Regions from separate parts of the Homo sapiens genome. Here region 2 is linked to region 1. Evidence: chromatin loops called from intact Hi-C (ENCODE). Cell type or tissue: CD4-positive, alpha-beta T cell. All regions are shown on one strand.

Region 1 (2,500 bases):
ACAGGAAATGCAGCATCTCATACCACTCAGTACAAAGAAAATGTCTGCCTTCCCTGACTTTAAAAAAGAGTAGCTATGTAAAAACTTAACTGACGAAAACAGAAACTGAAAGTAAAAATGTCTACAGCATATATATGTACAACTTAATATTGTGAACATTTTCATACCACAAAAGTTTTTTAAAACTTGCTTTAAACTTTTAAAAAGTCAGAAAAAATTTTGGTCAATTGGAATCGGCATGATGAGAAATCTCTTGAAAACCATTCTAAATTCCAGTTCCTATAAAATCAGACTCCAGACAATATATCCAGCCAAAGCTACGACTGCCTTCGCGCTTCTGAAGAAACTATACACCGCAGCATGCCCTACTACAAACCAGTTGCTTTTTCTTCCAGGAAGCACGTTTAACTTTTTGTTTGTTTGTTCAAGGCAGTCATACTAGGCACGAAAAGATGAACGGAGCAAAGAGTGACCCTTGGCCTTCTCCGGGTTCAAGGTAGGAGTTCCGGCTCCTCACGCCTTCTTTACCAAGCACCAGCCGGAGCTTCTCGCTTCCGCACCGAGTTAGGACCCAGGGGTGACTCAGCGGTAGGACAAGTGCCGCCGATGTGGTCTAGCTTGGGGAAGGACGGCGGGCGCCTGAGGAGGGCATAACATCCCCAGGTCCGGCCAGTCTCGGGTTCCTGGGGAGCCCCATGACACGGCAGAACCCAGGCCGCGCGGCCAGGTCCCGGGCCTGCCCACCCATAATTCCCACCCGACGTCCCCCAGCTGCACGGACCTGTCGTACTCAGACCGGGTAAGAAACATGGCGAGGGTAGGAGGAGGCAGCGGCTACGCGGGGATTCTGAGGACCAACACGACTCCACCGGCACCCAACTCACCGGCAGCCAACTCACCCACACGGCCGCAGTACTAAGGACCAACTGCGCGTGCGACCGCGACCTCTTTAGCCCGCCCTCCTGTGCCTGCTTCCTATTGGCTGGTAGTAGTTCCCGCCTAGGTGATTGGGCCAACGCGCTTCCTCACGAGGGCTTGGTTGGTCCGGAGGAGGAGGAGGACCAGGGAGGTACTTCCGCCTTAAATCGCGGGTGGTTGCTAGGGACGATAGGCACCCAAGGCGTGTAGTGAGTTCGCCTTGTAGAGAAGATGTGAGCCCGCCCCAAGACTGGCAATTGGAAAGGCTTGCATGCAGAGCTGGGTTGTCTGAACCCTGACATAATAGGTCCCTCGCCGGCTCCCGTAATCCCAGCTAGAGGACTTTGGTCCCGTTTCCGGCAAGGCCACCACCTGACTTCTCTTCGCAGGATTCCCTCTCTTAGGGTTCCTCCACGGTGTTCTCCATGCCCGGTCGAGGGCTCCAGGACTTTGGGCGGTAATGAGTCGGCTACAGTGGGTCTGAGCCGGCGCCGCGGACGAGTCCCTTCGTTTCAGCCAGTTTGGCTCGTTTATTGAGAAAAGTGGGGGGCGAGGGGTTAGTATGTAAGAAAGTCTTAAAGTTTCCACATGGTTAAGGTAATTTTATCAACTCTTTCTTGCACCCCTCCCCCTAGTACAGGTTTCAGACCTAAATAACCTAGAGTTCAGGATCCAGACTTCAAAATATTCACTGCTTTTTCTGTTGTTTGTGAAAAATAAGTGTTTTCTTTGAGCCCAGATCGTGCTATTGCACTCCAGCCTGGGCAACAGCCAAACCCTATCCGAAAAAAAAAAAAAAAAAAAAAGCGCTTTCTTTTTCGACGCTTCTTGCTTCCCTTCAATAAGTTGCTTGAGGAGCAACTTTGCAGCTTCGTAATAACACTGTAATTCAAGTATTTGTTCAAGAAAGGCAAGTAAGAAGTCTTGGCACGGGGGTGGGGAATATAGGGAAATGTTGGTCAAATGATACAAAGTTTCAGTCAGAGAAGGTGGATGAGTTCTATAGTTAATAATCATATATTGTGTACTTGAAATTGTGAAGAGGGTACACCTTAAATGTTCTCACCACAGGAAAGTATGTGAGATGATGGATTATGTTGATTAGCTTCATTTAATTATTTGCAGTGTGTGTGTGTATATATATGTATATCAAAACGTCACGTTGTATACCATAAACATGAACAATTTCTATTTGTCACTTACACCTTAAAGCTGGAGTCGGGGGAAAGAAATCATTTATCAGGCAGTATATGCTGGAAAGGGAAATGCCAGCATCTCATTTCCAGTTGTTAATGTGATACCACTAGTCAAGTCCTTAACCTCTCAAGGCCTGTATCTCTCCAGTAAAGTTCATTCTTGGTCCTAGATTAGGTTTGTAAGTCACCAAGGCATTTCAAAGGTGCAGGAAATGTAAAAATAAGCCTTTTGAGTATTAACCAAGATTAGTTTTCCCCACCCTTTATTTTCTGACTTCCTTCATGGATTCAGTAGGAGTTTAGTTTGGTCATCCCTGGCCAATCAGATGTTTAGCACTAATAAAACTGAGGAAGAACTCCAAGTAGCAATCCTCTGGGATCTGTTA
Region 2 (2,500 bases), 380 kb before region 1:
CAATATTTTTCTCCCCAATAAAGGGAAGCGGTTTAACCCTTTGAGTTCCACAACCTTGCGTTCTTCTACGCAGGCGCCCCTCCAGCGCAATCCCAGTTCTAAATCGAGTCGCTGCCCCTTTCCGCGACCACACCCAGATCCCCAAAGGCCTGCTCCCATCCCGACCATTGATGTGAGAAAGGCCAAAACCGGCCCCAGCGGGGCTCCCAGCCCCGCCGCTCCCTCTCTTCCTCCGGGCCAAGGCGTGCCCAGAAAGGGACGCGAGCGCGCCCCTCAGTTCTCGCACGGGCTCGACCAAGGGGCGAGGAAGGAAGAATCGGCGCAGCGGCGAGATGGGCACGAACCTCGCGCTCACTTGCTGCTCAGTGCCAGGGCGAGGGGCGTCGCTCTGCCCCCAGAATCCAACTGGTAATGTGGGAAAGGTGTGGTCCAGGACCGGTGACCTCGAACCGGGGCCCAGCAGTTCGCAGATCCTCACCCCGCGATGCTGGGGCCTCACCCACGACCCCAGCCCCCTCCCAGTCGGCACCCAAGCCCACTAAAGACCCCTCTCCGGGGCCGCAAACACAGTCCTCGGGGCCGCCCGGTCGGAGCCGTGTCAGGTGGTGACAGGAGGCGACGGGTGACCATGGCAACCCGAGGTGTGCAGCGGACCGACCCAGCCTCCGACTCCCGGAGTCACCCACCTGAGGGCTCCAGGGCAAGCCCGGAGGAGCGGCGGAGGAGAACGCGGCTGGGAGGCCGGCGGCCAGGGCCCCGAAGCGGCCGGCTCCGGGCTGCGGCAGGAGCACGACGGCGGCGGTCTGGGTTTGGCGTCGGTCCTCCCTCCTACCGCCCGCGCGTCAATCCATCAGTTCGTCAATCCGTCCTTCTCACGTCCGCCCCTCCCGGCCCAGCGACTCCTCAGCTCAGCCTCTTGCAGACTGCGGTTGTCAAGTGCCGGGGAGCCGAGCTCTACCCGCGAGCGGCAGCCAATCGCCGCGCTTCCCCGAGGCGCCTCAGGACCCCGCCGCGCGGGGCGGCCAGGCAGGTGCCTGAGCCGAAGGGCGAGTCGGCGGGGCGGGGCGGGGCGGGGAGGGGCGTGGAGGGGCGGGCCCAAAGCTGGGGCGGGGAGGGGCGGGGCGGACCAAAGCCTGGGCGGGGCGGACCAAAGCCTGGGCGGGGCGGGCGGGGGTCGGGCTTGGAGGGACCGGCTAGGGGCCCGGGGGAGTAGCAGAACGGGTGCGGCAATAGCGTGAGACTGGTGGCAGGGACGTAGACCCTTAGCTGGCCGGTGACCCCATGTCCCAAAATAGCACGAACAGGATTGTCGCCTGCAAATGGAGAAGACTGCGCATTAGGATTGACTCTTCATACTCCTCCCCGATAATTAATAAAGGTTAATGAAATTAATGTTGCCTTCTACCCTTCTTTCGCTGCTTTCCTAGGTCCCACTTCGTCCCAGAAAACTCCAGTAGTTTGTTTGTCCCCTTCCTGGTTTCTCATTTTGCAAAGCTGATCTGCCTTGAAAGCATTTTTCAGTTACTTAACATTTAATATGTTCAGGTTTTGTCTACTCCTGTTGGTTGTAAGCCCCTTATTCCACAAATATACGTGATGTTCAACCGAGCTTAATTAAGCATCCAGGAAGTATAACCATAAGGAAGAATACAATTACACAAACCTGTAAGAACATCATTCTCGGCCAGGCGCGGTGGCTCACGCCTGCAATTCCAGCACTTTAGGAGGCCGAGGCGGGCGGATCACCTGAGGTCAGGAGTTTGAGACCAGCCTGGCCAACATGGTGAAACCCCGTCTCTACTAAAAATACAAAAATTAGCCGGGTGTGCTGGCAAGCCTCCTGTAATCACAGCTACTTGGTAGGCTGAGGCAGGAGAATCGCTTCAACCTGGGAGACGGAGGTTGCAGTGAGCCGAGATCATGCCACTGCACTCCGGCCTGGGTGACAGAGCGAGAGACTCCGTCTCACAGAAAAAAGAACATCATCCTCACAGAGGCGAAAGTCCAGAGTGAGCTGGACCTCCCAAAAGGGGAAAATGGGGTAACAGTCTGGTAAAGAGAATAAACATCAAAAATATTTCTGGCACTCCCATGCTTATTGCAGTACTATTCACAATAGCCAAAATATAGAATCAACCTATGTCAATCAACAGACAAATGGATAAAGAAAATGTGGTACATATACACAATGCAATCTTTTTTTTTTTTTTTTTTTTTTGAGACGGAGTCTCGCTCTGTCGCCCAGGCTGGAGTGCAGTGGCGCCATCTCGACTCACTGCAAACTCCGCCTCCCGGGTTCACGCCATTCTCCTGCCTCAGCCTCCCGCGTAGCTGGGACTACAGGCGCCCGCCACCAGGTCCGGCTAATTTTTTTTTTTTTTTTTGTATTTTTATTAGAAACGGGGTTTCACCGTGTTAGCCAGGATGGTCTTGATCTCCTGACCTCGTGATCCACCCGCCTCGGCCTCCCAAAGTGCTGGGATTACAGGCGTGAGCCACC

Evidence for each region. Peaks named below come from ENCODE experiments on the same cell type or tissue, not always from the same donor. Only the 100,000 strongest peaks of a DNase experiment are listed, where the experiment ranks them.
Region 2: it touches region 1 in a loop (4-fold over the local background); 3 of 110 quality-filtered maps call a loop at or near these places.

Annotation. Positions count from the first base shown.
Region 1 is chr1:109,425,521-109,428,020 of GRCh38, forward strand. PSMA5 (proteasome 20S subunit alpha 5) reads right to left here and starts at 928. Exons shown (of 9, transcript NM_002790.4): 1 at 782-928. The coding sequence starts at 810. RefSeq lists enhancers at 991-1,922, 1,429-1,488. In CD4-positive, alpha-beta T cell, no CTCF peak of the experiment used is centred here; DNase peaks (open chromatin) are centred at 41, 591, 1,021 and 1,711; H3K4me3 peaks cover 1,985 bases; H3K27ac peaks cover 1,748 bases.
Region 2 is chr1:109,041,176-109,043,675 of GRCh38, forward strand. It overlaps WDR47 (WD repeat domain 47), which reads right to left and starts at 927. Exons shown (of 15, transcript NM_001142551.2): 1 at 687-927. RefSeq lists a silencer at 575-1,124. In CD4-positive, alpha-beta T cell, no CTCF peak of the experiment used is centred here; a DNase peak (open chromatin) is centred at 946; H3K4me3 peaks cover 1,460 bases; H3K27ac peaks cover 655 bases.